Linked DNA regions of Mus musculus: regions 1, 2 and 4 are each linked to region 3. The links are chromatin loops, found by intact Hi-C in ENCODE. Cell type or tissue: heart. All regions are shown on one strand. Links, peaks and the distances in the headings refer to the core of each region. The heading gives the core; the rest is flanking DNA. Region 1 holds the start of 4930401G09Rik (RIKEN cDNA 4930401G09 gene). Region 2 overlaps Hnf1aos1 (a long non-coding RNA gene). Region 3 overlaps Msi1 (musashi RNA-binding protein 1). Region 4 holds the start of Dynll1 (dynein light chain LC8-type 1).

Region 1 (7,687 bases), core at 1,757-6,756, 83 kb after region 3:
GAGGAACACCGGCTAGCCTAGCCGGTGATTCAACAGAGGTGGGCGGGAAAGAGCTGAGAGACACCGGGGTAAAGAAATGCGGAGGACTTGGATGAGATCCTGGTGAGAGAGAGGAAGGAAACACTGGTCCCTGGATGCTGGAAGGTGGACTGGACGGCACTGGCTGCCGCCCGTAGAAAACCATCAAACGGGGGGGGGGGGGGGGCTGGTGAGATGGCTCAGTGGGTAAGAGCACCCGATTGCTCTTCCGAAGGTCCGGAGTTCAAATCCCAGCAACCACATGGTGGCTCACAACCATCCGTAACAAAATCTGACTCCCTCTTCTGGAGTGTCTGAAGACAGCGACAGTGTACCTATATATAATAAATAAATAAAATCTTTAAAAAAAAAAAAAAAGAAAACCATCAAACGGACGGGCAAGAGATGCCCAGGGCTAATAATCGAGGGGAAAACTGCGTACACATGGCACCAACTCGTTGCAGAGATGCTGGAGACAAGGAGCTGGGAGGATGAGTCTACAACGTGGGTGAGACAGAGTGAGTGACAGTGGCCCTGGGAGTCCCTGAATGACAACCCAAGGGTTCAGTAGAGGGAAGCAACAAAGACTCTTGGCTCTAGCAGATGTAAATGTGGCCCCTCTCATCCAGAGGGTGAGCAGTGAAGTGGGTGTTCCAGCCTCGCTTTCCTTTCTCTCTCCCTCCCTCCCCTCTCCCTTCCCATTCTTCCCCTCCCCCTGCTCCCCCTTTCTCTCCCTCCCCTCCCCCTCTCCCCTCTTCCTGCCCCTCTCTCCCTCCCTCCCCTCCCCCTCCTTCTGCCCCTCTCTCCCTCCCTCCCCTTTCCCTGTCTCCCTCCCTCTCTCTCTCCCTCCCCACCCCCCCACCTCCATTGTTGCTCTTTGGTCTTATTTTTATGGGTTTTTTTTTTTTTTAATTTGCTTATCTGTGTGTACGAATGTTTTGCCTGCACGTATATATATCCGTGCACCACCTGCAGAACTGAAAGCAGTTCCAGCTCGTGAGCGGCCCTGCTGGGAATAACCACTGAGCCATCTCTCTAGCCCCCCTCCTATCTCTAAGGTTTTGATTGCTAGGTTTGGTTTGGATTTTGTTTTGTTTTTGTTTTTGTTTGTTTTGAGGCAGGGTCTCCTGTAACTGGAGATGGCCTCAAACTTGTTTGTTTGTTTTCTAGACAGGTTTTTTCTGTGTAGCCCTGGCTGTCCTGGAACTCACTGTAGACCAGGCTGGCCTTGAACTCAGAAATCTGCCTGCCTCTGCCTAAGTGCTGGAATTAAAGGCATGTGCCACCACTGCCCGGCCCTGTCTTTCTTTTCTTAATTTTAACTATATACTGTCTTATCTACAATTAGTGTGCATGTGCGGGTGTGTGAGGATGCACAGGTATATGCAGGTGAACAGGTGGAGGGATTACACAGATGTGTGTGTGCAGGTGCACAGGCGTGTGTGTATATGTGCGCGCGTGTAGGTAGAAGCCTGAGAATAACCTTGGGTATTGTTCTTTAAAGACTGGAGCTTTTTCTTTGGCAGGCCTGAATCTCACGAACCTCACCAACTAGGCTACAGTGGCTGTCGAGCCCTAGGAGTCCTCTGGTCTCATTTCCCAAGTGCTGGGATTTTCACTTTTCCTCCTTCTCTTTCTTTTTTTATTATATTATATTATTTTATTTTAATTTTCTCCACATGGGTTCTAGGAATTGAACCTGGGGTCTGAATGCTTGTAAGGCAAGCACTTTATTAGCTGAGCTACTGCCCAGATCCCTGACCTGCGGTTATTAAAGAAGACAGAGGGGTGAGGTGAGAGGTGAGTCATTGATTAAGGCACTAAACATGAAGCCTAAGCCGGGCGTGGTGGCGCACGCCTTTAATCCCAGCACTCCGGAGGCAGAGGCAGGCGGATTTCTGAGTTCAAGGCCAGCCTGGTCTACAAAGTGAGCTCCAGGACAGCCAGGGCTATACAGAGAAACCCTGTATCAAAAAACCAAAAAAAAAAAAAAAAAAAAAAAGAAAGAAAAAACAAAAAAAAAACCAAAAAACAAAAACAACAAAAACATGAAGCCTAAAAATCTTAGTTCAGTTCCCTAAGACCCACGTGGTGCGAGAGACAACCAACTCCTGAAAGCTGTCCTCTGATCTCCGCTTGCACTGACTACTGAACTCTCTTGCTTGCTCTCTCACTCTCTTGCTCTCTCGATTTCTTACCAGAGATGGTAAATAAAAGTTAGGAAAAAAACTAGGTGGAAGAGGAGGAAGAGGAAGAGGAGGAGGAAGAGGAGGAGGAGGAGGGAGAGACTCAGGAGGCTAGGGCAAAAGGGTGGGAATTTAAGGCCAGCCTGAGCTATATAGTGAGACCCTTACTTAAAAACAAACAGGGCTGGGGCGACTGCTCAGTGGTTAGAGCCCTGGCTGTTCTTCCAAAGGACCAGGGTTCAATCCCCAGCACCCGCATCGCAGCTCACAACTGCCTGCAACTCCACAGCATCCAACGCCCTCACACAGACACACACTTAGGCAGAACACCAGTTCCCGCGAAATAAAAACAAAGAAGTCATTAAAAAGAAAAGAACAACCAACCAACCAATGAAGCAGCAAACAAACCAAAAGCTGAGGAGGTGGCTCAGGGCCTGCAGCTCTGTTAGAGAACCCGAGTGAGTGAGTGTGTGTGTGTGTGTGTGTGTGTGTGTGTGTGTGTGTGTCCCTGCCCCCCACTTCAGACAACTCACCACCACCTGAAGATCAAAGGGAATACCAAGCAGGGCAGTAAATCAACTGTCAGGTGAGTTCTGAGTTATGCAGATTTTCAGGAAAGGTTCCTGCCTTCTGCTCTGTGCCCAGTTCCTGGGGGAGGGATGGGACTTTTCTTCGTATTTCTTATCTACTCCCACTCCTACAGGAAATGAGGATTCTCAGAGCTCTCTGACTGGATCTCCTGTAGCCCAGGCTGGCCTTGGTTTTGCTACGTAATGACCTTGAGCCCCTGATTCTCCTGCCCCCGCCTCCTGAATATTGGGATAACAGGCATTTATTACCACAGCTGTTTTTATCACAGTGCTAGGGACAGACAGAGCGCAGGCCTTGTGCAGTTAGGTAAGCACTTTGCTTTGTCCCAATTCCTTTCTCCTTTTCTTTTCTAACTTATTTATTTGTTTGATTGTTACTTAAAAATTTTTTTTTTTGCGGTGCTGGAGATTGAACCCAGGGCCTCAGGCATGCTAGGCAATTGCCAGACTGCTGAGCTACATCCCCAGCCTTCTTAATCGTAATTTGTCCATGTCTTGTTTTTGATACGGGTTCTTACCACGAAGCCCCAGCTGGCCCTGAGTTTGCAATGTCCTTTCTGCCTCTGTCTTCTATTGCTGCGTTTAAAAGTACATGCCTAGCGTTTATTTCCTGTTTTGAGACAGATCTTACCAAGTTGCCCACACTAGCCTGGCACTCAATCTACAGCCTGGAGCTGGCCTTGAACTTGTGATCTTTTTGTTCCAGAATATAGAGTCGTTGGAATAACAGGCCTGACTAGAATAACTGAAGACTCCCATCCCTCACGCACCCAGGGATTCACTATACATAGTGACAGACCCTGCTGGCTTCAAACTGACAGAGATTCTCCTGTCTCTGCCTCCCCAGTTCTGGGATGAAAGGCATGTGTTTTGGCCTGGAATTCTTCATTCTCCTGCCTTAGTTTCCCTGGTGCTGGGATAATGGGGGTGGGGGTGGGGGGAGCACCACCATGCCTACCTTGAAGATTTCTTGTACCAATGTGAGGAAGATGAGAAGCCTCAGAAGAAGGCCGGAAGAAAGAGCCCCCGGGGTTGAGCCGACCTCTCTCCCTGTATTCCTTTCTCAGGTTTCACCTCCCTCCATCTCCTTCCAGGAACCTGAGAGGAGACCAGCCACGTTGAAGGTCGAAGGCAGGACTTCCCTGGCCCAGGCTTTTGGGCGGCGCCCGCCTAGGAGGAGCCTGCCACCCACTGGGAGCGAGCGGTACTGCAGGTGCTGGACACCCACCCCCTACCCAGTCCTTTGACTGATTTAACTCTGCCCAAAGGGTTCTTGTCCTCATGTGACTTACAGTCTATGGAACTGACAAGAGCGACAGAAATCCCGGTAGCAGCTGAACAGCCTTGGATCTTTTTTTTTTTTGGATGGGAGGATTTTTTAAAACAACACAAATAGTATACATTCATAGCCAAATGTTTAAAAAGAAAAAAAGCCCAGATATAGCTTTCCTCAAACATGTGCATAGCAGCTACACAAACTGTAGGCAGCCTTTCCGTCTAAAAAATGTTTAAATACAATGTGGTAGGGACTCATTTAATGTATTTTCATAGACTTTTTTTTTTTTTTTTTTTTTTTTCGAGACAGGGTTTCTCTGTGTAGCCTTGGCTGTCCTGGAACTCACTCTGTAGACCAGGCTGGCCTTGAACTCAAAAATCCACCAGCCTCTGCCTTCCAAGTGCTGGAATTATAGGTGTGTGCCACCACTGCCCGGTGACCATATTTTTTACATCATTATTAATTTTATGTATATGAGTGTTTTGCCTACATGTACCATGTGCATTTCTGGTGCCCGTGGGGACCAGAAGAGCGTGTTGGATTCCCTGGAACTGGAATTATGTAAAGTTCTGACCCACTATCTGGGTTCTGGGCCCTTTATTATCCTCTGCCAGAGCAGAAAGTGATCTCCACCAGTGAGCAGCACCACAGCACTGCAAAACACATCCTCACATGCCTTAGATTCGATTTTCTTTGTGTGTGTGTTTTTTTTCGAGATAGGATTTCTCTGTATAGCCCTGGCTGTCCTGGAACTTACTCTGTAGACCAGGCTGGCCTCGAACTCAGAAATCCGCCTGCCTCTGCCTCCGGAGTGCTGGGAATAAAGGCATGTGTCACCACTGCCCAGCAGATTCGATTTTGTTTTCTTTCTGAGACAAGATCTCATGTAGATGAGACTAGCCGTGTAGCACGGGATGACCTTGCCTTTCGGACCATCCTAACTCCTGGAGTGCTGGGGTTGCTGCTGTTCACCTTGATGCCCAGGTATAGTAGGGACTTGGGGGCCAAAATCAGTGCTTCCTACATGACCAACAAACACTCAACCTGCTGAGCCACATCCCGGACCTGCCTCGTTTTTTCACTGAATGAAACTGCGGATGATCAATACTAGCTCAGTCAGAAGCCAGCCTGTGGCACAACATCTAATCCTAGCACTGGGGAAGCAAGAGGGATTGCATCTCAGCCTGGTCTACATATCAAGTTCCAGGATAGCCAGAGCTACACAGTGAGGCTCTGTCTCAAAAACGAACCAACCAACCAAACAAACATACAAACAAGACAAAGAAAATTAAAAATAACTGCTGTAGCCAGGCATGGTGGCGCACGCCTTTAATCCCAGCACTCCGGAGGCAGAGGCAGGCGGATTTCTGAGTTCGAGGCCAGCCTGGTCTACAAAGTGAGTTCCAGGACAGCCAGGGCTATACAGAGAAACCCTGCCTCGAAAAACAAAACAAAACAAAACAACAACAACAACAAAAATAATTGCTGTCATTTACGGAGCAAGATACTAAGTGTTTCACATAAACCACATTCAGTCCTGAGAACACTAAGGCCCAGATAAATGATTTATTCAACAAAAGTAGCAGAACCAGGATCTAAATCCAATTCCATCTCAGAACTTTCATCCCTGTGTGCTCCGCTCTGCTCTGTGCCAGCGCCCCCACCCCCCCACCCCCCACCCCCCCCACCCCCCACCCCCCCACCCCCCCACCCCCCCCCCCGGGAACTCAGGAGCGCAGAGAACTTTGACATCACTGGAGGACCAGAAGCCAGAGGGAGGGTAGGAATTAATCCGGAGAGGCTTCCTGTTGGAGGTGGGGAGCTGGGGACTGGCTGGAAAGGGCAGATAGAGGTGAGGTATGGAGTATCAGGAAACCTTCCAGAGCAGCCTGAGGGAAGTCAGGAGTGGACAAGCTTAATGATCTAGACAGGGAAGGAAAAATAGCCAAGCAAGACAGGGTCTCACTTTGTAGCCCTGGTTGTCCCAGAACTCGTTAAGTAGACCAGGCTAGCCTCAAACTCAGAGCCTGCCTCTGTTACAGGTAAAGGCACTCACTACCACACCCTGTTTCCTTCCTTCCTTCCTTCCTTCCTTTCTTTCTTTCTTTCTTTCTTTCTTTCTTTCTTTCTTTCTTTCTTTCTTTTTTCTTTCTTCTTTTGAGAGAAGAAGGGGGTCTTGCTATATGGTGTGGGTTGGCCTCGAACTCACACAAGTTTAAGCTCTTGCCAGACACTCTCCTGTGGTCCCTTGAGTTACCGCTGTAGTGTTTTTTGTTTTTGTTTGCTTGTTTTTGTTTTTCGAGACAGGGTTTCTCTGTGTAGCCTGGCTGTCCTGGAGCTCACTTTGTAGACAGGCTGAACTCAGAAATCTGCCTGCCTCTGCCTCCCAAGTGCTGGGATTAAAGGCATGTGCCACTACGCCTGGCTTTGTAATGTTTCTTTAAGGTACTTTTAAAATCACATATATTTTTATTTGTGGGCACACACATGCACATATGTCCACAGCACACATGTGGAGACGAGAGGACAATTTTCAGGACTAGTTTCTCTCCCTTCCAGGGAGTGAGTCCCAATTATCAAACTCAGTCATCATGATTGGTAGAAAGCACCTTACCCTCCCCCCAGTACCCCCCCAACCATTCCAGTTCTAACCATTAGAAACAGTATCTGTATGTGTACATGTCTGCTTTGGTGTGTGCAAGTGTGCCATTGGGCAGGCAGAAGGGGGTGTCCAACCCCTTGGCTGTGCAGTTGCAGGCGCTTGTGGACACCAGGCTTGTCGGTTAAGAAGTCCGGACTTGACCACAAGTGCTCACTGGCTGAGCTAACATCTCTCCAGCCCCTGATGCAGCGTTTCGTGGCGCTTCAACGTGGAAAGCATTGGGGCCAAACTTCCGGATTCGAATACCGGCTTTAGGCTTTATCGTATGAAGGGTGAAGCTTCGGCAAATGACTTAACCACGCAGGACCTCAGTTGCCCCATCTGCAGAATGGGGATCAGCATAACACCGGTTGTCGAAGTGTTGCAACTGTGAGATCAGTGCAGGGGGCGAGCCTGTTACATGGTAAACCCTCGCCTCACAAGTGGGCTTTCCCAGGTGCCTTAAGGATGATTACAGAGAGAAGCGGCAGACCTGAGAGTTGAACTTGATGTCAGTGATGCATGCAGTCCTGTCTCCTCCTCGCTGCAGAACACAACACGTTAGCTTGCACCTCCTTCTGGACTGGCCACTGCTGGGTCCCCATTTGAAGGGTCATATTGAGACCGTGAGGAATCCTGGGGTCCATGTGACCAGCCAAAGATGAAGGCGCTGGTCACAACCTGCTTGTTTCCCTGGGGACCTGCTGGAAAGACGCCTCGGTACCTTCCAGGTGCAGTCTCCTGGTAGACAACTGTATTTTGGTCCAGGAATTAAAAGGTGCTCTTAGCTTGGAGAGACTGTAGCTAAAGTAGCAGGCAGGATGCCCCCATAAGGTTTCCTCCTAAGCGAGGGCTGTTCTTAGCCAGGGTCACCCGAACATCCTCTTCCACCAACGTGAGTTTCTCCACTACAGAGCTCTTCACCTACCAGATATTTGTTCCGGAAAACAGGACAGCAGAAGCCATGGCCCCAGCC
Region 2 (7,687 bases), core at 1,675-6,674, 460 kb after region 3:
CTGTTTACCATTATTTAGTGGCACGTAGGTGTGGGGGAGGGGCTCACACATATACAGTTGGTTTCTCCCTCCACCACGTGGGTCCTAGGGATTAAACTCAGGTCACCAGGCTTAGCAGCAAGCGCCTTTATCCCTTTATCTGAGCCATCCTGCCGGCCTAATTTTTAGTTTCTGTTAACTTTTCTTGAAGAAATGATCTCTGCTGCAGCTGGACTCCTCTTGGCTGGGTTCCTTGGGGAGAGGTTGGCTCTCCTCACGTGATGTAAGGATAAAACCCAGCCCTCATACACAGCTAGGCGGCCTTTGCCTCTCGGAACTCATTTCCTTATTACTCAAAACGGAATTTCATCATACCTGCAGTCACAAGGGGGTATGGCAGCTTACACCTGTCACTTTAGCGCCTGGGACAGCCTGGGCTACATACTGAGAGTTTGTCTCAAACAAAACAAAAACAAACAAACCAGGGGCTGGCAAGGCAGCTCAGTGGGTATAAAGGCGCTTGCTGTCAAGCATGAAGACCTGCGTTCAATCCCCAGGACCTATCTGGTGGCCCGTGAGAACCTTTTTCCACAGGCTGTGGTCCTGTTCCCATATGCACGCCCCCCCCCACCCACCCCCCACCCTGCTGCACTAAATACAGTTTGTTTGGTTTTTTTGTTTGTTTGTATGTTTGTTTTCTAGACAGGGTTTCTCTGTGTAACTTTGGCTGTCGTGTAACTCCTTCTGTAGACCAGGCTTGGCCTCAAACTCAAAGAGATGCCCCTGCCTCTGCCTCCAATCACCACTCTGCCTAAGTAATTTTTTTTTTTTTTTTGTTAAAACGAAAATGAAAACCAACAAAAGAAGCCATAGACCTTTGAAAGGTGGAAGTTTCCCACGGAGAAACACATCCGGAAACCCTCGAGGGCTTTTGGAAACTGCAGGGCCACCTCCAGGGCTTCTGATCTGGCGGCTGGAGCTGAGCCTGGAGGATTTGCTCGGTTAACAAGTTCAGGGAGGTGGCGCTGAAGCAACTCCACTCGGAGGAAAAAAAAAAAAAAAACTTGTCAATCATCCTCTGATTGGTTCCGAGTTAGGTCTGTGAGGGCGGTACAGGTACGGGCTCTTTGGAGTGGCGTCTAGGAGAGGAGGTAGCCTGTGACCCTGAGTGGAGCTGACTCTCTGGGTGAAGCTGGCCCCGGGGGTCGGGGGTCGCATCCTCTGGCTCACTTGATGCGCTGGTTTGAATCCATGGTCCCCAGTTGGTGGCTACTTGGGAGGATTAGGTGGTGTGGCCTTCCTGGAGGAAGTGTGGCCCTGGGGGCTGCCTTTGAGGTTTCTAATGGCTATTACCAGTTAGCATTCTTCATCCTGTTTTAGGTTCAAAATGTGAACTCTGGGCTGCTGCTGGCCCTGCCTGCTGCCTGCCACCTCCACTGCACCGTCATCGACTCTGGAACCTCAAGCCCCAAATCGACTGTTTTTTGGTTTTTGTTTTTGAGACAGGGTTTCTCTGTATAGCCCTGGCTGTCCTGGAACTCATTTTGTAGACCAGGCTGGCCTCGAACTCAGAAATCTGCCTGCCTCTGCCTCCCAAGTGCTGGGATTAAAGGTGTGTGCCACTACTGCCTGGCACCTGAGGAAACTCTTACTGAGTTCAAGATCTTCTGACGGAGATGCCAGAGAGTGAGGTGGTAAGTCAAAGCTATGGGGAGGCTGAGGCAGGGGGATTTCGAGGGCCTCACAGTGAAACCTTACAAGGAAGAGGAGGAAGAAAAAGAGGAGGAGGAGGAGGAAATAAGAAAAAAGAAAAGAAAAAGCCAATTAATTTATTATAGGGGACAGCATTGTGAATTCTTTTGGTTTAGAAACAGGGTCTCATGCATCCCAGGCGTCAGGATGACCCTCAGTAAATGCTGATGTTCCTCCCCCCACCTCCTGAATGCCGGGTTTATAGGCCCTGCCCAGTGTATAGCCCTATGGAGGTTGGACCCTGGGCTCTGCACATTCCAGGCAGGCCATGGACTACATACATCCTCAGCCTGACAATGGAGAATTCTGATTCAGATTAAAAACCTCTCACTATTCAGACCTTGAACTGTTTTTCAGTTGTTTCAAGAGCTTCCCCGCTTCCTTTGTTTTACTCCCCCCCCCCTTTTGAGCCAAAGTCTTGTTTATATAGCCCTTGTTTATATAGGCTGCCTTGCTCCAACTTGAGCTTCCAACTTGCAATCCTCCTGCCTCAGCTTTCTGAGTAGCTGAAATTATAGGAATCCACCATTGTACCTGGCTTAATATATAAAAAATAATATTTACATTATATATGCATATAATATAAAATATATAATTTATAGTAATATAGTAGAATATAATATATGCAAATGAGTGAGCTCAGACCCTTGGCAGGCAGGTGGAAGCCCCACAGGTCTCCTGGGATCTAGAGCCTGTCTACCCACAAAGATAGTAGGGTAAAAGGGTAGTGGAAACATTGTGTGGGACCCCCCCAGTGCCATTTCTGAAAGAAATTAGGCCGGATTTGGAATACCACCCTGACCTTGGGTTTTCTCTTACACACAGCTAGGCGCAATACCTGATGATACTAAATTACTGTAGCTTTCTGAGCTGACTTGGGCTGCACTCGCAGGCCCCTTGTCTGCTCCTGGAGGAGCAGACAAGCTCTCTCAGAACTTTTTTTTTTTGAGGGGTGGGGGAGAGGGAGGTAAGGACATTAAGCCCCTCCCCTCGCTGGCTCTACCCCTTTCAGGTCTACAAGAGGAATTAGGATTTAATAAACAGCTGTGGAGAGGCGGGCACAAACATCCGGCCTGGGAAGGGGAGGGCGACTCAGCCCGGGATGGGTCAAGTCCCTGAAGCACGGAGAAGCTTTGTCAGAGTAAGGGACCATACATAGGCTCAACCCTGGTGGCGAGTGGGGGAGGAGGCTTATCCGCCGGTACCTGTGTCCCAGCTCCTGTAGGCACTGGATGGAGCTGGGAGGTTTCCTACAGTGGGCAGTCTGATGCCAGGCTTCCACGCGGTACCGCTCTGGAAGTTTCTGCCTTCTTCTAGGTAAGATTCAGGATTGCAAGTGGTAATTCTGCAATAATTTCCATGTATTAGACACACCGTCCTTCCCGGACAGATAAGGAAACAGGCTCAGGGGAGCCACGGGATCTGCAAAGCCTGATATTGTCTGCCCAGTTCGGGGCTCTTCCAGCCAATGGTGCCTTCAACAGGTCCCTGAGCCCTAGTTCAGTGTGTGTTTATGCGCATGCGTGCGTCCGTGTGTTCCAGGCTCAGGAAAAGGCCAGAGGTTGGTGGAGGGTGTCTTCTATCATGCTCTCCACTAGTTTCTGAGACAGGGTCCCTTACTGACCCTGGAGCTCACTCTTTCTAATAGATTGCTGGCCAGTGAGCCCGGAGATCCTTCCGGTCTCCGCCTGCTCTGTGGTTACAGATACGCAAAGCCACACCCAGGTGTCCTCATGAGTGCCAGGGATCCCAGCTCGGGCCCTCACGCTTGCATAGCAATCCCTTTATCCAGCGAGTGTTGCCAGCCCTCGTTTCACTGTTTGGCCAACTTTGATTGGCATCTCAGTATCATAGATGTCCCCGAGCTCTTGGCTTGTGAGAACCAGATTGTCTCCTAACAGCACCTGCGGAGCAGGGAAAGCAGGTGAGATCCTGGCAAGGCTGCCTGAAGTGTTTTGCTCAGACAAGAGATTCTCTGCCATTTGGACGGAGCGGGGAGTCTCAACCAGGAATAAAGTGGGTGGATCTGAACAAAATTTCCCCTGACTGGAGAATTCTTAGGCAGGAATGGCAGGAAGCTGTGGCGCGTGGAGGTCGAGCGCCCTCTACTGCTAAAGAAGAAGATTGCATCCACGCGGAAGGACACCGAACCTGCTCAGCCCACGCTGTTTTTCCTGCTCCGAGTTTGTCTGCGTCCAGGTCAGAGCTGCATACAGTTGTCCCGCTCTCCCTGCGTTCACGTCTCATTGGATTGAATACACACCTTCGAGAAAAATCTGAGAAAGAAGGTGGTGGAAGGAGATAGCTGGATTTCGCAAGTTGTCCTTTGCCCTCCACACGTTCACCCCACAATATACAATTAATAGGAAATGTTTTTCAGGGCTGGTGAGATGGCTCGGTGGGTAAGCACTGACTGCCTTTCCAAAGGTCCTCATCCCAGCAACCACATGGTGGCTCACAACCATCCGTAATGAGCTTTGACGCCCTCTTCTGGTGCCTTTGAAGACAGCTATAGTGTTCTTACATATAATAAATAAATCTTTGGGGCAGAGCAAGCAGAGGTCCTGAGTTCAATTTCCAGCAACCACATGGTGGCTCACAACCATCTGTACAGCTACAGTGTATTCATATACATAAAATAAATCTTAAAAAAAGAAAGAGAGAAAGAAAGGAATGTTTTTCAAGGGCCAGGCACACCTCAGTTCTCTTTCCTGTTGGATGTGTTCGTTCCTGGATCTGCACCCGGTTGTGAGAGCGGGTGAGAACCCTGCTGCAGAGATGCGCTCAGAACTCGGGCTCAGAAAATTGTGCGTGGATGAGCGCCAGGAACGAGCTTTGGGCACAGATCCAAAGGAGCAGTGAGTTAAAGGCAAGGCAACTCTGGGATGGCTGACCCAGCATCCCTCTTGCTTGGTCACAAAAAATAATTTAAGAAATATGTCGCCAGGCAGTGGTGGCGCAGGCCTCTAATCCCAGCGTTTGGGATTAAACCTGCACAGCTGTTTTTTTTAACATTTACTATGTCTGTGGAGACCCTGGAAAGGTGAAGTTCCCGAACCATGGATCCTAGAAGGATCTTAGAGAGATCTAGCCGGTAACACAGACACACCTGTCTGGATGCCTTGCAAAAAACAACAAAACAAAATAACAACAAGAAAACAAACAAACAAACCAAAAAACCACAGTCGTGCCCTGCCCCCCTTCAGTCTGGTCAAGGAAGCAACTTTTATTCCTTATTTACACGCTATAACTTCCTCCTGAGACCAGCTTTATGGCCCTTTTGATACAGAGTGAACTGGCAAACTGCATGCAAATATGGTCACAGAGCTGGAAATGAAGGTGGTAGATTCTAATCTAATGCCAGGATCAGAGCTGCTGTGTCCAGTCTATGGGCACAATGGTACTTAGCTAGGACATCCTTACAGGTGTTAAGGAAAACAAGACAAGACAAACAAAGCAGGCCGTGTCTCTGCTCCCAGCACTCAGATGCAGAGGCAGGACGTCCTGGTCTACAGAGTGAGTTCCAGGCCAGCCAGATAGCTAGACCCTAACCCTAACCTGTCCTAACACAACAAAATAAAATGCATAAAATAGGGCTGCAGAAGTGGTCACCCAATAGTTTTTATCTAGTTTGTACAAAGCCCTTAGAGACTATATAAATATTCCCGGCACACAGTGAGGGGGGGGGCGGGGTGAGGAGCACAATGTTATCCTTGATACACAGTGTTATCCTTGATACATATCCTGGGCTACATCAGGCTACCTTGTCTCAAAGAGTAGGGGGAGGGAGAATAACTGAAGCTTTTTTTTTCTTTCTTTCAATTGTATTTTCGTACAGTAATTGTTAGGTGTTAAGCCTCTTGGGTTTTTTTGTTTGTTTGTTTGTTTGTTTGGTTTTTGTTTTTTTTTTTTGCTTATAAGGGTTTAAAAACCCCAAGATGTATATACATGTGGCAGTGCACACCTTTAATCCCAGCACTCGGGAGTCAGAAGCAGGAAGATTTCTGAATTGGAGGCCAGCCTGATCTACAGAGTGAGTTCCAGGACAGCCAGGGCTATACAGAGAAACTCTCTCTCAAAACAAAACAAAACAAAACAAAAACCAAAATTAGCACACTGAGCGCCAATATGAATAGTGATTATATATCAAGTGAAAAAAATGAGAACGTTGGTGCTACAGATACAGCATAGTGGTTAAGCCCTCTTCTTTTAAATTAATTAATTTATTTATATGAGTACACTGCAGCTGTACAGATGGTTGTGAGCCACCATGTGGTTGCTGGGGCTTGAACTCAGGACCTTCAGAAGAAGAGTCAGTGCTCTTAACCACTGAGCTATCTCTCCAGCCTGGTTAAGCCTTCCTACCAAAGACCTGAGTTCAATTACCAGCACATAAGTCAGGTGGTTCACACTTGGCTATAACACCAGCTTCAAGGGACCAGACCCTTGAAAACAGCAACAGGGGGCTTACCTTAGGCCCAAGGCCAGTCTCATTATGGTGAGTTCCAGACCAGATAGGAGTATATAGTGAGACCCTGTGTGGTGGTTTGAACAAGACACATCCCTCTTAGGCTTTGGAACACTTGGCCCCCTATTGGTGACATCATTTGGGGGAGGTTTGGGTGGTACAGTCTTGCTGCAGGTCAGACTTTGAGATTAAAAAAAGCCACCACCACTCACTGCCCGAGGTTGAGCCCTTAGGCTCCTGCTCCAGCCACTAGGCAGCTGCCAAAGCATGAAGCCACAAAAGAAAAGCATACAGTCTCCTCCCTGGTAATAGCATGGATCAAGAAACAATGCCAGACCCTGGGAAGAGGGCACCAGGCTCTCAAAGGCAGCTGCCCACCCTAGACCCCAGCTCTGAAGGACTCTGATCCTCACTGAACACCCCAACCCCCGCCCCGTGCCTCTCTTTTTCTCCTCTGCAGAATGGAGCTATAACAGAACTCAGAAGTGTTATGAAAACCCAGTGCATGACAGAAGCTCTAGAGGCTGGAAAATCCAGGAGGGCCAGGAAAGCCCAGCAGCTAGCCACGACGCCTTCTCACTGAGCCGTGGAGGAAGGCAGCAGGGCAGGAGAGGGCCATGCTCCATTTCCCAGCAACTTCACTCCGGATAGTCCGCCCCGGAAATGAAGACATGAAGCTCTCAATGAGGCTGCAGACCAGAGGCACTGCTGCACTGGTGTGTGTGGTTTTCCAAACTATGAAGAAAATATTCAAATCACAGAGTAGATTGGACTTCACTACCACACACAACACACACACAAATACACACTCACACCTTACATGCACACAGCACACACACACCGTATACACATAAGCATACCCCGTATACACCACATACACATAAGCACACTCCACAATGCACACACACAATTTATATATAGTATGTACACACACACACACACACACACACACATAGACGCGCTATACATACCCCACATCTGCACAGAACACACCATAAAAAAAAACCCACACAAAACATGGTTAGTTGTAATGAGATTGATTTAATAAATATTTATTGAGCATCTTACATTTAGGTGTTCTATAGCATATTCCCAGGCTCTGACTACATCAGTGAATGAATCAGAGAAGAGCCTACCCTCCTGTGGCTCACATTCCAGAAAACGAGCAGCCAGTTAGCATTGCCTGGTTAGTTATTCTACTTGTCCCTGTGATTGACACCTGTCAGAGCAGACCCTAGGGAGAGAAGGGTTTATTTTGGTTCATCGTTGGGGGTGGGGGTTACCCATCACAGTGAAGAAGGCAGGGACATGAGGCAGCGGTCACATCGTAGAAAACAGAACCAAAATTAAACAGTGAGAAAGGAATGAGAAAAGATTTTTTTTTGTCTTTATTGACTTTACTGTCTGTTTGGAGACAAGGTCCCACCTCTAGCCCAAGCTAGCCTCAAGTTAACTATGTGGCTGAAATTTGCCTTAAACTCCTGATCC
Region 3 (7,687 bases), core at 1,439-6,438:
TGTGAGGACGTGAATCCCAATGGCCCTTGGAGAAGCCCCCACCCCCACCCCAAGTCCAGGGCTGTCTTTGGAGGGACTGGCAATTTTTAAGTCGGGCAGGGATGGAGAAAGTCAGAAAACAGGCAGAGAATGGATGGCCTGGGCAAAACTGTACCATGCAGGGCTACACCAGGATCCCCACACTCTCGGTGGAGGGGGTGGGAGAAAGAGACTCCTCGGACACGCCCTTCCTTCCAAGCATCCGGCCATGCACTCTAGATGCCCGCCACCCTGAGGAGGAGTCACACTGTCTGGAACTGGGGACATGCTGGACATGTGGAGAGACACCCAGGGGGACTTACCGGGGAACTGGTAGGTGTAACCAGGGGCAAGGCCTGTGTAACTCCGGCTGGCGTAGGTCGTGGCTTGGAACCCTGGGTAACCTGATGGGACAAAGCGACGGGGTGAGAAACCTTGCCCTCAGCGGGGGGCAAGGCCAGCTTGGATCTGAGGGTGCTCATAGTCTTCCTACAGCTAGCTTGTCACAGATAAGCCTTAGGTTTCCAGTAGACTTCTATGCACCAAGCCCCAAGCTGGGCACAGCGTTTATCATCTTACAAGACCTCTCAAGTGCTGTATCAGGGAGGCCTGGTGAGGGGCTCACACGGAAACTGAGGCACAGAGAGCTGAAACTGGATAAGAACAACACAACCCTGTTACCCAACTCTTCCCACCCGGGCTCCCATCTTCTTCTGCTCCCGATCTCTCACACAGCTTTCTCTTCCTGCCTCTACGCCCCGACTTGCTGTTTCTCAAGAGTTTGCAGAGATCAGACCAGGGCCCTTGCACACAATGCCATCTCTGCCCGTGGCACCCACACGAGACCACTGAGGCCTTGTTACGCTGGTGTCAGGCAGGTCTCTCCTCTCTCTGCACGGAGGCTACAGTTCCTCCTGCGTCGTCCCGCGATTCCTCTGAGGGTGGGCATTCTATCACCCAGAAGAAGAAAGCCTTCTGTCAGTGCTCACGGAGCACTGGAATTCCGGTTCAGATCCGATTAGCTCCCTGGTTCTCCCTCACCAGCCCTTGCAGGCTCAGCATGTGTGGTGCATGGGTGTGTATGCATGCAAGGGCTCAGCAACTCACGAGTGTCCTTTCCTGTTGCTCTCTGCCTTATTTTATTTTGAGGCTGGGTCTCTCCCAGGGCCTAGAGCTTCCCCACCGTCTACACTGTGTGACCAGGAAGGCCCCAGCACTAGGTTCCAGATGCATGCTTTCACGACAGCGCTGTGGATAAGAACTCCCCGTGACTGCGCAGCTGATGCTCTACCCACTGGGCCATCCCCGCAGCTCCCGACTGACTGCACCATTTATTACTTTTTTCTATAGCTGTTCGAAATCACTTAAGCCAAAAACAACTGACCGCAGACAAAGGTGTTTCTCAAAGTGCTGGATGGGAAGACAACAAAAGAGAGGCAGTGAACCGCCTCATTCCAGCCCCAGACGGTCCGGGGAGGACCAAGACTTGCTTTGAGAGAGCTCCACCTCCAACACACCCTAAGCTGGTCACCTCAGCGAGGTAGAGAGTTCAAGGTCATCCTTGGTTACGAACCAGTTCTAGACTATCCTGGGCTACATGGGTCCGTCTCAAAAAAATTAAAATAAAATAGAGCCAGGCATGATACCACATACCTTTAATCCCAGCCCTTGAGAGACAGAGGCAGGTGGACCTCTGTAAATCTGAGGCCAGCCTGGCCCAGGACAGCCAGGGCTAAAAAGTGAGACGCTGTCACAAACAAACAAACAAACAAACAAGCTGGCAATAGCAAAAAAATTTTTCGGTCAACTAATAATAGTAGGAAATAGTACATTAGATGTAAATATTTCATCAATATAAAACTATAATGCGCTAACACCCCCCCCCCCCGTATGTGCCCACAATTATAAAGATTAAAAAAATACATTATGGCAGTTGAAGGGAGAGGCAGAGGCAGGCAGATCTCTGTAAGCTTAAAGCCAGCCTGGTCTACAGAGCAAGTTCCAGGTTACCCAGTTACCAACAGATCCTGTCTTTAAAAAAAAAAAACCAGTTTTAAGGAAAAGACCTTTCCTCAAAAGACTCAGGAAAAACTCACACATACTGGGCTGGAGAGATGGCTCAGCACTTCTTCATCTCTCCAGCCTTGTCCTGGAACAGGCTAGCCACTAACTCCCCCTGGCCGTATGTTCATCTTCTCAATGTTTGTCTTCACCCTTGATTATTTGTATGTATGTGTTTGTGTATATGTCTGGTCTATGCATATTGCCTGCACGGGGAAAGTGAGGAGCTGCGGGATTCCCTGGAACTGGCCGTGTGGGTGTGGGCAGGCATGAGTCCAGGGAGTGAAACCCGGGTTCTCTACAAAGGCAGTTATGACTTTTAACTGCTGAGCTGGCTTTCCAGCCTGTTTACTCTGTGTCTCTGTGTGTGTGTGCATATGCATGTGAGTATGTGTGTATATGTATGTATGTGTATATGTATGTGTGAGTCTGTGTGCCTGTATTATGATGTGTGTGTGTCTGTGTGTCTCTATGTGTGTATGTATATGTATGTGTATCTCTGTATGTATGTATATATATATATGTGTGTGTGTGTATGTGTGTATGTGCTCGAGTGCCCTCTCATGTGTGCTCCCTAAGGACTGAGCATACATATAACACCTCATGATCTAGGTACTTTTGTGAAATTCACCTTTTTTAAAAAAAAAATTAATGTGGCCGGGCATAGTGGTGTACTTGGGAGGCAGAGGCAGGTGGATTTCTGAGTTCTAGACCAGCCTGGTCTACAGAGTGAGTTCCAGGACAGCCAGGGCTGCACAGAGAAACCTTGTCTCAAAAAACAAAAAACAAACAAACAAACAAAAACCCAACCAAACAAAAATTAATGTATGAGTATCTGCACATACACCTGCTCGCCAGAAGAGGGCGACAGATCCCATTACAGATGGTTGTGAGTCACCCCATGTGGTTGCTGAGAATTGAACTCAGAACTTCTCTGGAAGAAGACACTAGGCAGTGGTCGTACACACCTTTAATCCCAGCACTTGGGAGGCAGAGGCAGGCGGATCTCTGAGTTCGAAGGCAGCCTGGTCTACAGAGTGAGTTCCAGTCCAGGATAGTCAGGGCTACACAGAGAAACCCTGTCTCAAAAACAAACAAACAAAACAACCCAGCACTTGGGAGGCAGAGGCAGGTGGATTTCTGAGTTCGAGGCCAGCCTGGTCCACAAAGTGAGTGAATTCCAGGACAGCCAAGGCTACACAGAGAAACCCTGTCTCAAAAAACCAAGAAAAAGAAAAAGAAAAAAAGAAAAAGAAAACAAAACAAACCAAAAAAAAAACCTCTGGAAGAGCAGTCAGTGCTCTTAACCACTGAGTCATCTCTCCTGCCCCCTTCTTTTAATTAAAAAATATTTTTATGCAATGTGCACAATGCCATGCAGAATAGGAGCCAGATCCTCTAGAACTAAGGTTGCAGGTTGTTCTGAGGTGCCATGTGGGTGCTGGGGAATTGAACCTGGGTCCTTCAAAAGACCAGCTAGTGTTCTTAACCACTGAGCCATCGTCCCAGTCCCTTGGGTGCTTTTCAAAGCACAGCTGACTCTTAGCTGATTTCAAGGCTCATGGCTAGTCCCATCACCTACTCCAGGGAGCCTCCCGTGGTTGTTTAGGTGGCTCCTTGGACCTCCATGGCCCCGAATCCCTCTATAGAAGACACTCCTGTCTTTCAGGTGAACCACAGCCCAGTGACAGCAGATCCTACCCCTCACACAAAACACAACAAAGACAACAATAACAACACGAGAATTAGCTGCGTGAGACAACCAAGCCTTCCTCAAGCCCCTGGACCTCTGTCAATGCTACTCTCCCTGTCTGGTACGCTTCTCCCTTCTTCCCCACGACTGCCCGCAGACCCAACCTACAGGCTCAGTGTAACTCTTGTGTGCTTCCTGGTTCTCCAGAGTCTTGGTCCAATTATCTCTGCCCACACTCTCTTGGTAGCCTATACTTCATCCTGAACTCAGGAAAATTATGGCTGGAAATTCCTAGCATGCATCAGGCGCTCAACACGGGATGGATACAGATACCCCAAGTAGTCAGGAGACCAGATACTATGGGGCGGCTGCAGTATATCAGAACCACCACAAGAGGGCAGTGTTCCACACCAATCTGTCCACTTCGGGCAGGTCTGCCAGATTGGAAGCACAGTTTTTGCCTTTACTCTTGACTCAGACAGAAGGGCAGACCACGAGGAGAAGTCACACCCACCCAGCCTGCCCCCCTCCACCCCCCCAGAAGCCTCAGGGGCAAGACTAGGCAAGAAAAAAGCCACAGGTGTAGGCCTGGCACGTACCCAGCATCCCAATACCCAGCATGAAGGCATCCATTCCGTAGGGCATGACCCGAGACCTGCCCCGGGCTGAGCCTGTCGGGGACATCACCTCCTTTGGCTGGGCTTTCTTGCATTCCACCTGCAACGAAAGCTGACGGTCAGAGGCTGCTACAGCAGGCCTCCTCATTCTTACTTCAACTACCGTTTAAAGAGCGCTCACTATGTCTGAAGGGCTTTACAGATGCTAGCTCAGTCACCAGAACGATCGCACCGGACCAACCGTGAATGCATTACGATTCCTACATGACTTATTTTTAGTTTTAACTCACTTTAATTTTCTTATGGTAGGGTCTTATTAGTGTAGCTTTAGCTAGCTTGCAACTTGCTATACAGACCAGGCTGGCCTTGAACTTGTGGCAATCCTCCTGCCCAGAGAGCTGAGATTATAGGCATGTTCCATGACATGGAGCTGAGATTCCCATCTTTCCATCCTCGCCTTTTCCCTTTTCCTTCCTTCTTTCCTCTTCCTCTTCTTCTTCTTTTTTTTTTTTTTTTTTTTTTTTTTTTGAGACAGGGTTTCTCTGTGTAGCCCTGGCTCTCCTGGAACTCACTCTGCAGACCAGGCTGGGCTGAAAGGCATACCCCGCCATTGCCACCAAGGTAGGGAATCCCATATAAAAGTGGACACTTGGGCTCTGAGAGGGACCGTCCCAAGGCATTCATTTCCTATTCTGAACTGTTCGGAATGACAGACTGCTGATTTCTGAGAGAGCCCCACCTCTACCTATTTACAGAACCCCAGAGCTTCCCTGACTGCCTCCTCCTGGAGTCCCGGTCTCCCCGACCCCCAACCTCCTCCCCGACCCCCGACCTCCGACCCCCGACCGATCCCAGCTCACCATTTTGTTGTTGATTTCATGGAAGTGGATCTCACAAACTTTCTCTACGATGTCCTCGCTCTCAAACGTGACAAATCCAAACCCTAGAGGTTGGACAAGGGCGGGGCCAGGTCAGAAGCACGAGCACACGCGCGCACACACCGCAGCTCATCTCTTGCGGCAAGTGTCTGAGAGTTAATAAAAGGCTCTGCCCATAGCCTAAGAGAGCAACCCAACTACTGTCTGAGTCAAGGTTTCAGGTCCCAAATTACAGAAGAGCAGGCAGAGGCTCAGAGAGGTAGACTAACGTGCCCAAGGTTGCACAGCAAGTTGGAGAGTGGTCACAGTGGGGCTGGGGCTGGGGCTGGAGGGGACAGTTCAGTAGCTAAGAGCACTTGCTACTCTTCCTGAGGACCCGGGTTCTCGTCTCCTATGATCCCATGGGGCAGCTCACAACAGCCTGTAACTCCAGTTGTCCTCTCTGGGGGCACCCACACACATACGGCACACGTTCACACAGACACTCATACATAAATACAAAGTTTTTGGTTTCTCAAGACAGGGTTTCTCTGGGTACTCTTCGCTGTCCTGAAACTCAGTTCTGTAAACCAGGCTGGCCTGGAATTCAGAGATCTGCCTGCCATCTGCCTTCTTACCTCTGCTGGGATTAAAGCCCTGTTCTGCCACTGCCTGGCCAATCTTTTTTTGTTGTTTTTAAAGTGGCAGAGCCGTCATGAAATGCCATCCTTGGGAATCACAGCACTAAGGGTCCTAGGTGCTTCACTGTGACCCCCCAAATCTGTGTCTATGCTGTGCTCAAGTTGCTCATACAGACCCACACATTTGCAATAGAATCCAGGCCTACCTGTGAACTTCTAATCCCCAACACCAGTGCTCCATACAGCCTATTATTACACTCCACAGTTCAGGGAATGGATGAGAGAAAAACATCTGCACCTGCTTGATACAGATGTAACTTAGGTCTCTCTCTTATTTTAGCTGAAGATAGAACTAGGGTCTAGCATCTCTTACATTCTCAGCCCTTTAGATACCATATTTTGGGGGGGGGGAGTCATTTCAAACCAAGGGTTTGCTTGATCCCAGAAGAGCAAAATCCACACAAACAGGATGAGCTCATACCTAACAGACCCTTTATTCCCCTCAGCTGCACACGCAACCCCATTTCACAGACACTGGGGGACACTCTGCAGGTATGCTTGCCCTGGCAAACCAGGCACATTTAGCACTCCACCCAACACACACTACACCTCTCACACACTCATAGCCACTCATAGCCCACACGGTTCTAAGAAGCTAAGAGCCCCGAAGCCATTGAGAAACTGTCCCAACTGCCTGTCTCTTCAGGGAGTCCCCCAAGGGCTAGGAGAAAACAACCAGGTAGGACACACAGGTTCAGGGCCAAGGAAGGGGTCTGCAGAACATGGGCTCAGCTCGGAAGCGGTGGTGAACCAGACTGCCTGAGGCTGTAGAGTCAGCCTGACCTCAGGGCAGCCTGGCCCCAGCTCTGGTTTCCAGGGATAAGGTAAGCCCAGGCCAGGCCGGAGCAGACACTGGCCAAGGGAGGGGTGCAGGGCACCATTGGGGGGGGGCGGGGGGTGTCCTCGGCTCCTCTGCAATTGGCAAAGTTTCTGATGCAGGAAAGGAGAAGACAAAAGCCTTCTGTAAGGCCAGGCCCCGGAGAGGATGCAGTTCCTCAGGGATAGGATGTCAGGAGGCAACATGAAAGGGCAGCTGTGACCTGCAGCCCCCTGGCTGACCAGGGTCCTGGGCCCAGCCTGGAAAGGAAGGGGGAGGGGCCGCACTCACCTCTGTGCCTGTTGGTGGTTTTGTCGAACATCAGCATGGCATCATCCACCTGAAACGCAGACTTCTGTGTTAGCCCCACAGACACCAGCCTCTCCCCACCCACAAAAACCAAACCAAACCAAACCAAACCAAACCAAACCAAACCAAACCAAACCTACACCCCTCTTGTCTACTCTCCGGAAGCACACCAGAGACAACCATCAGATTCTCAGCAGCTCAGTCTGTATTTATTAAACTCCGAATGTATGCCTGACACTCTGCCTCTATCATCCCAACATTCCCTGCGCAGGCTCGGCTATCTCCATGGCATAGCTTAGGAAACTGAGGGGCTCAGAGAGGTGGAGTCACCTGCCAAGGTCATACAGCAAGCCCTGCACAAAGCCAGGGAGGAAAGGGTACACAAGTAGGTGCTAGGGAAAAGAAATATGGGGAGCAAGATTCCGAGGTGGGGAAACCAAAGCCCCTCTTTCCCTTTTTGGAAAAGGCCAGCAGCCAGACTCCCTTCTGTTACAGCCCGGTGCTCTAATTGAGGTTTCCTTAGGCCAGAGGCTGTAATTAAAGCAAGCAGAGTTCACTGCCTGGGCTGCCTGCCTTGCACTGGCTGGGGGAGGGGAGGAGGGGAGGGAGGGGGA
Region 4 (7,687 bases), core at 1,765-6,764, 140 kb after region 3:
CAACTGGGAGTCAGCTCCTACCATTTAGGGTCCAGAGATCAAACTCAGTTCCAGTCTTGGTGGCAGATACCTGTCTTGCTATGTAGCTCTGACTGAGTACAAACGTTAGGGACTCCTCCTGCCTTGGCCTCTCCCGTGCTGGGGTCACAGCTGTGCATCACCGTCCCCGGGTGGAAAGCGTCTTCACTCCTGAGTTCAGACCAGCTCCTGGCCAGGGAAGGTTGGCAGAACAGAGCTTTCCACACCACGGAGCCTCAACCTCGGCAGCAGGGAGCACAGATACCCACTCAGGCTGTCTGCCTCCATCTCTGCCTTCTTGTTTTTGTTTTCTTTTCCGGTTAACTGGGTTTTTACACAAGGCCATTCATATAATAGGCAAGAATTACACCTAAATGAAGGTACACCCCAGCCCCCCTACCCGCACCTCCCCCTCTTAAATTCCACCGAGGCCTGAGGTCTGTGTGACAGTGCCACCCAGATCCAGAGCAGGTTCTGTCCCTTTGGTTCCTCTTCTCTGGAAACACCTTCACAGGCACACTGAGTTGTCCTGTACTAATGTCCTATGCCTTTCTCTGTCCAATCAGATGATAGAAAGTTAAAAATCGCAAATAGGCCTGGAGAGGTTGCCCAGCAAGGAGAGTACCTACTGCTTCTGCAGAGGATTCGGGTTAGATTCCCAGCACCCATACCAGGCAGCTCACAGTTGCCTCTAAGTTCAGTCTGAGTCCCTTTTCTGGATTCTTTGGGCATGCACACACATGTGGTGCACAAATAGACACACATACTTGTAAAAAGAATCAATGACAATAGAGATAGCAAAGAGATGAAAACGGCATGAAGGTGCTTTAGGGAATCTGCGGGACTCTGCCTGCTGCCTGGTGGGCTCACGGGGGCTTTACTGTGGCACCAGCCGCAGTTCCAGAGGATCTAGGAATGACCTATGTTTGATCTGTCTGTCTGACACAATGCTCTAATTAACCCAGAAGACATTTGAGCCCCAACTCTCTCCTTTCCCCCATACTGTCCACAGTAAATGGAGCCCCTCTTAATGCCCAATCAAAATGTACCAGAACCAACATGGTGGCATCAGCCTGTACTCTTTAACACCTGGAAGGTAGAATCGGGGAGTTCAGTCCATCCTAGCTTCCTAAAGGAAGTGAGACCAGCAGTCTGCCTACTAAAGGACATCACTGCCTCAGCGCTTTTCTTTTTTTAAATTTTTAATCTTTATTTTTTTTTTTTTGAGACAGGGTTTCTCTGTGTGGCCCTGGCTGTCCTGGAACTCACACTGTAGACCAGGCTGGCCTCGGAACTCAGAAATCCACCTGTCTCTGCCTCCCAAGTGCTGGGATTAAAGGCATGCGTCACCACTGCCCGGCAGGGAGGGCCTTCTTTAAGGAAAAAGAAAAGTGGGCTGTGATGGTACATCATCTTCAACCTCAGCACTTGGGATGCACAGGCAGGAGGATGTCTGTAAGTCCAGGGCCAGCCTGCTCTACATACGCAGCTCCACAGTTAGACCTTTGTCTCAAAACATACATCCAAACGGCAGCATATTTCTTACCTTCCCCTCTTCCGTTTTCTAACATTATTATTATTTATTTTCAGTGTGGGCTATGTCTCACGTGTGGAAGCCAGAGGACAACTCTGTGAGGTTGGTTTTCTCCTTCTGCCTGTATGGACTTCCTGTAGATCACATTCAGGTTCTCCAGCGTGCACCGCAAGTGCTTTTACTCTGGAACCATCTTACTGGCCCCTTTAAATCTCCTGATCTTCTAAGATGGGCTGGGATGTCATAAGACCTAGACATTTTACATTTTCAGTCATATTTCCCGAGTACATTCTTTTTCTTGGCATAGGGAGAAACCTAGGGCCCCACCCCTGAGCTACATCCCTAGCCCTAGACAGTGAAGTGGATGCTGAAGTTGGAATAGGGAACAGGAGAGGCAGGGCCCACGGACACTCACCAGGAAGGACAACACAGGAGCTAATCCCTCTGGGGAAAGCACAAGGCAAACTTCATGGAGGGGATCTAAGTATTCTAGGACATAACAGCATGGTGGTGAGAGGCAAAAAGGAATTCAGGGGAAGGAGCCACTACAGCTGATACCTGATTAGACAGGGTTGGGGAAATGGCTCTGCTGGTAGAACGTTTGCCTAGACTCACAAGGCCCTGGCTCAGTTCTTGAACCCCTTAAAAACTAGGTTTGGTGGCCTGTGCCTTAAATTCCAGTCCTTGAAATGTGGGAGCAAGGAGATCAGGGATTCAAGGTAACCCCCAGCTGCACAGCTTCGCCGAGAATGTAAAAACAGAGGGTCCCCTTGGGGCTGGAAAGAGAGCTCAGCAGTTACAGATGTTCTTCTGAGGATCCAGGTTCAATTCCCATCACCCATATGGCAGTTTACAACTCTCTGAAATCCCAGAGCCAGACCACCCAATGCCCTTTCCTGTCCTCCCTGAGTACCAGGCATAGATGTGGCACAGGGACATACAACCAAACACCCACAAACTTTTTTTTTTTTTTTTTTTTTTTTTTTGGTTTTTCAAGACAGGGCTTCTCTGTGTAGCCCTGGCTGTCCTGGAACTCACTTTGTAGACCAGGCTGGCCTCGAACTCAGAAATCCGTCTGCCTCTGCCTCCCAAGTGCTGGGATTAAAGGCGTGTGCCACCACGCCCAGCTTTTTTTTTTTTTTTTTTTTTTTTTAAAGAGAGCAAGAAAAAGAAGATCCTCTCAGACACAGCTGTTGTGAGTGGTACGGTGCTGAGCAGAGGTCAAGCACCCACTCACTGCTGCTGACTCGTTTTATTTCATTTATTTTTTTGGGGGGGAGGGCAGTTTACACAGGATCTCATGTAGCCCAGGCTAGCCTTGGCGCCATCTATCCAAAGCTGGACTTGAATTTCTGATCCTTCTGTTCCTGTCTTCCAGTGTTCTGACTCCCTCCTGGAGCCTCCTGGGGATCAAATATGCAGCCTCTGGCCTCACTCATACCAAGCAAATGCTCTACTGACTGAGGGGTAGCCCAGTATTTTGTTATTTTTATTTATTTATTTATTATGTGGGTACGATTAGTCATAAATGCCAGAGGAGACACATCTTAGGATCACTTTCTTAAGATACGTCTTCCTTTGTATAAATAAATCCTCAGCCAAGAAACTTTGCCCAAATGGACATTCTATCCGAGGAAGCAGCCTCACCTGTACACACTGGGCATCCACCCACATTCCAGATCTTGAGGTCCCCACTGCCTGGCAGACAGGCTCTACCTCCTGGATACGCGATCCCTTTCCCGAATTTCTCCTTCAATCATTAGGCTATCAGTATGTATACGGTCTCCTAGGGCAGTACCAGCTACACAGGGGCTACAGTACGAAATAAGCATGTAGTGTCATGTTATAAAATTCGGAATTTAACCCGGTGTGATGGCGCATGGGGGAGGCGCCAAGAAGAAATGCGAACTTTAGATCATCCTGGGGCTACTTAGGGAGACGATGCTAAGGTAGGGTGGGGAGGACACGGGCAGAAAAAACGAAAAAGAAAGAAAACAGGGTTCAGTGGCAGAACGTAGAACTTGCCTCTCAAGCCCAGGGCCTCCTCAGACACACGCACTTACTTACAAACTTCAGGAATGTGACAGCAGAGCTTCGAACCAAGCCCTACGAGACCCTGAGTGCAACTGCATCGATGGCTCACCCTTGCTAAGCTCGAGGCCACCTGTCAAAGGCCATAAATCGTGCGGACCCCGGGTGGGTGGGGGGAGATGGTGGAAATGGGCGGCACCTGGGGCGGCAGCTCCCAGCCTTCTAGAACCTGCGATTCCAGAACACACCCTGCGCTAACCTCAGTGGGGCCCCCGAGAGGAAAATGCCCGCCCTCACCTCCTTCCAGACTGCTGGGTGGTCCGGGAGCCAGCCACTCGACCCGGGGCTCCGCCTTCAGGGTGTGTGGGCCTCCGCACGCGTGCCGCGCATCGCCCGGGCAACCGACGCTGTGCGCGGTGCATTGTGGTCTGCAACAAAACGCGGGGGAAAGATCCTGAGGGAACCATTGAATCCGCTAGCCAATCGGGAGAGGCTGGCGGTAGCGGATGGCCAATAGCGACGCGGGCCGGGGGCGGGGCCGCGGGCGCAGGGCGGGGCCTAGGGATTAGGCGGCGGCGGCTGGCGTGGGGCAGCTTAGATGCGCCACGGCTTCGGTAGCGACCGGCTGTCTTCTGCTGCTTGAGCGGCGCCCGCACCTTCCCTAGGAGCTCGCAGCAGCCGGCTGGCCTCTGCTCCACGGTGAGACCGGGCTCGGGTCCTCCCCGTCCCCCCTACCTCGGGCCTGCGGTGCGGACCTCGGGAGCTGCCCCTCGGAAGCGGGTGGGGGCGTCGTCCTCAAGGGGGGCGCCGGTCGGGAGGGCAGCGAGCGCGGCCCGCACCCGACCCCTCTCCCTCTTCCCTGCGCTTCGTCACCACACAGGTAACCATGTGCGACCGGAAGGCGGTGATCAAAAATGCAGACATGTCGGAAGAGATGCAACAGGACTCGGTGGAGTGCGCTACCCAGGCGTTGGAGAAGTACAACATCGAGAAGGATATTGCGGCCCATATCAAGAAGGTGAGGACCCGGCGCCGCGTAGTTCCTACTCCCCGATTCTGCGTCCTCTGGGCGCCTGGCAGTTTCCCTGTAGCACTCAGGGCGGCTCGGGATGGATAGTTCTAGAAAGGACGCAAGGGTTTCGCGTTCCTCTGGGGAAGACCAGACCCTCAACGCCAGAAGTTTTTTTTTTTTTTTTAAACCCCCAGCTCCTTGGGGGAAAGCGCCACCTAGCAACGGTTTCCAAGATCAGGGAGTTGCGAGCAGTTCCCCCTGCTGTAGAATTCCTGCGCCGAGGATCCATCTGGGTGTTCCGGGAGGGGGGGGGGTTGCGCCTGCCTGCGTGGGTGTTTCCAGCCGGGCTAGGAGGAGATCTTGCCAGCCTTCTAGTCGGGAGTTAGTCGACAGTTCAGGGAAAGTGGGTGGCAGTGGTGGTTTGGGGGGCTTGGGTGGAGGCTTGGTAAATGGCAGTTTTGTAGAAAGCTGGCGCAAGACTGCCAACTTCTCAAGCTATGTTTGCTGGAAGGAAACTGGAAGCCGAAGCCGTGGGAGGGTTCCAGTGGAGAACGGGAGGATGAAAGACTCACATGGAACAAAAATGAATACTTTTTTTTTTTTTTTGGTTTCTCTGTGTAGCCCTGGCTGTCCTGGAACTCACTTTGTAGACCAGGCTGGCCTCGAACTCAGAAATCCGCCTGCCTCTGCCTCCCAAGTGCTGGGACTAAAGGCGTGCGAGACCACGCCCGGCTTGAATATCTTTTTTTGACAAATGCAGCAGTATGTGCGTCTGGATTGTAAGAGAGACATTCTGCTTAATAAATGAGGTTTTCATACCGATTGCCCGATAAGATAGTAGGAGCCCTAAAGAATTTTACATCATCTCTGGCCCTGGTTCTATCCAACTAGTGAAGAAATGAACACATTGCTAGTTTTAATGTCCATGGGATGGGAGAATCAGGTAGCAGATGCTCTCTAACTTGCTAATTTTTAAGACTGGGTAGATGTGGAGGAGAGCGATTTTAAAAGATAAAGTCCTGGCATTTAACTGTCAGGTTCTGTTGCATTTTTCAGCCTGGCTTGATTTATGTGGTAATTGAGACTTTGTCCTTTGGTCTTTGGGGGGGGGGGTGGTGGTTGTCTTCCTGATTTGGGGTGCATGGCAAATACAGTGGTGGAGCCTGATGAACTGCAAATGCTGATGTCATCTACCTCCATCGAATTGCTGGAGTCAGAGGTGAGGTGCAGATGATGGGTCTTTTAACCCCCCAGCACTAGGAAGGCAGAGGCAGGCAGATCTCTTTGATTTTTGAGACCAAACCAGTTCTAGTGCGGTCAGGACTACAGAGAGACCCTGTCTTTAGAAAACAAAACAAAACAAAAAAATCAAAGTAGTCCAGAAGTGCCCTCATTGAAACAGAACTGTCCTTGAAAATGACCTTCTACCTTTGATCTTCTTAGCTCCCATTCTCAGTTTACCTCAGACTGCAAGCACGTTGCATTAGGTAGATGATTTAAAGCCAGGGAACATTCTCTTAAGAATTTGCTGGGGCTGTGGTGAGCGCTTGCCTGCATGCCCATGCCCTGGATTCAGTCCCAGTGTGGAGACAATTACAGATGCCAGGATTGCCCTTTCTGGTCCTACAGGCTCTGGAAAGTGAATCCTCCAGGTGTACCACTAAATTTCTGTTTCTTCTTCCTAGGAGTTTGACAAGAAGTACAACCCTACCTGGCACTGCATTGTGGGCCGAAACTTCGGTAGTTATGTGACACATGAAACCAAACACTTCATCTACTTCTACCTGGGTCAGGTGGCCATTCTTCTGTTCAAATCTGGTTAAAAGCATGGACTGTGCCAAACACCCAGTGATCCATCCAAAAACAAGGACTGCATCCAAATTCCAAATACCAGAGACTGAATCTTCAGCCTTGCTAAGGGAACACCTCGTTTGAATCTGTTGTGTTGTGTACAGGGCTTCATTCTCTGTACAAGTCTGTGGTTATAAAATTAGTAAAACAGCTTACATTTGTATTTATTTTCTAGTCCATACTTCTGTACCCCCATTTTTTTCTCCCTTAGGTCATTCCTTTAAAAATAAATCTGTTGGAGATGTATGTCTCTGCTAGTTTGTTCAAGATAGGGTTGATGAGGCTTAGCAGTTGGTAAGTGACTTGGTCTGTTGTCTGAGGTGTTCCTGTTCTGTAGGATTAGTTTAGTTCTCTTGATGGAATGTCTGGCAGGCCACACCTGTCTTTCCAGATGATTTGGATTATTAGCCACAGGTCTGAGGCCCTGTTCCTGTCAGCCTAGCACTTGGGAAGCTAAGGAAGGAGTAGAGCAGGTTCTAGGCGGCCCTGGATTAGCGGACCGACCACAAGAGTTCATTTGCTAGGCTGCTGCTTTCACTGGCTGTGCTCAGAAATCATCAGTACATGTGAGTCACAGCTTCACTTGGGGACCTAATGAAAGCTATGGGCCCGGAGTCACCAAGTTGCCCCGTTGTCAGTTGGAGCTACTGTAACCCAAGGAGAGGCCTGCATAGGAGACTCCTGCAGGTAGAGGCCCAGGCAGCCAGCCCACACTTCACTATGCTTCTTACGGAGAGCCTCAGGACAGCTTTGTAAGCTGAACTTGGTCAGACATTGTGTTCTGTCAGGACCAGGAGTGTGAGACTTTGCTGTTGGTGTGTGCGCAGTCAGTGATTCTCTACTGTGTAGATTCTAAGACTCAGCAGCAAGTCTATTCCATAAGCCATCTTGCAAGCCTGTTTCTTTGTGAAAGTGTCTTAGGAAATCCAGTCCTGGCCTCAAACTATGTCATGGTTAGGGATAACCTTAGTGTTCCTTTTTGTTTTTGTTTTGAGGCAGGGTTTCTCTGTGTAGCCCTGGCTGTCCTGGAACTCACTCTGTAGACCAGGCTAGCCTCGAACTCAGAAATCCACCTGCCTCTGCCTCCCGAGTGCTGGGATTAAAGGTATGCGCCACCACTGCCTGGCAACCTTAAATGTTCCTTTGTCCCTGCCAAGTACTGGGATTGCAGATGGGCACCCCTCCTGATTGTTTTACCGTTTTGTGACAGTAGACATGCCTCTCCTACTATCTGCAGAAAC

The links. Peaks named below come from ENCODE experiments on the same cell type or tissue, not always from the same donor. Only the 100,000 strongest peaks of a DNase experiment are listed, where the experiment ranks them.
Region 1: it touches region 3 in a loop (6-fold over the local background); 36 of 42 quality-filtered maps call a loop at or near these places.
Region 2: it touches region 3 in a loop (2.3-fold over the local background); 4 of 42 quality-filtered maps call a loop at or near these places.
Region 4: a loop joins it to region 3, with 3 times the contacts of the local background. A loop is called at or near these places in 6 of 42 quality-filtered maps.

Annotation. Positions count from the first base shown.
Region 1 is chr5:115,355,334-115,363,020 of GRCm38, reverse strand. 4930401G09Rik (RIKEN cDNA 4930401G09 gene) reads left to right here and starts at 2,898. Exons shown (of 2, transcript NR_163911.1): 1 at 2,898-3,101; 2 at 3,889-4,321. It also overlaps a transcript of Msi1 not described here. In heart, for the core only: a CTCF peak has its summit at 3,988; a DNase peak (open chromatin) is centred at 3,980; H3K27ac peaks cover 764 bases.
Region 2 is chr5:114,975,549-114,983,235 of GRCm38, reverse strand. Hnf1aos1 (a long non-coding RNA gene) reads right to left here. Exons shown (of 6, transcript XR_878697.3): 2 at 3,883-4,007; 3 at 2,937-3,076; 4 at 855-1,018. Among named protein-coding and RNA genes, the nearest start is that of Hnf1a, 8.3 kb to the right of the region's middle. In heart, for the core only: CTCF peaks have their summits at 3,659 and 3,860 (motif pointing left); DNase peaks (open chromatin) are centred at 3,455, 3,475 and 3,775; H3K4me3 peaks cover 1,763 bases; H3K27ac peaks cover 1,663 bases.
Region 3 is chr5:115,438,130-115,445,816 of GRCm38, reverse strand. It overlaps Msi1 (musashi RNA-binding protein 1), which reads right to left. Exons shown (of 15, transcript NM_008629.2): 7 at 7,056-7,104; 8 at 5,250-5,332; 9 at 4,372-4,489; 10 at 342-422. Among named protein-coding and RNA genes, the nearest start is that of Msi1, 12 kb to the right of the region's middle. In heart, for the core only: CTCF peaks have their summits at 2,929 (motif pointing right) and 4,143 (motif pointing right); a DNase peak (open chromatin) is centred at 4,156; H3K27ac peaks cover 421 bases.
Region 4 is chr5:115,297,427-115,305,113 of GRCm38, reverse strand. It overlaps Dynll1 (dynein light chain LC8-type 1), which reads left to right and starts at 4,124. Exons shown (of 3, transcript NM_019682.4): 1 at 4,124-4,282; 2 at 4,464-4,601; 3 at 6,281-7,687. The coding sequence starts at 4,470. The coding sequence ends at 6,418. Gm13830 (predicted gene 13830) reads right to left here and starts at 3,994. Exons shown (of 2, transcript NR_131932.1): 1 at 3,881-3,994. In heart, for the core only: a CTCF peak has its summit at 4,806 (motif pointing left); DNase peaks (open chromatin) are centred at 3,323, 4,033 and 4,803; H3K4me3 peaks cover 3,162 bases; H3K27ac peaks cover 2,111 bases.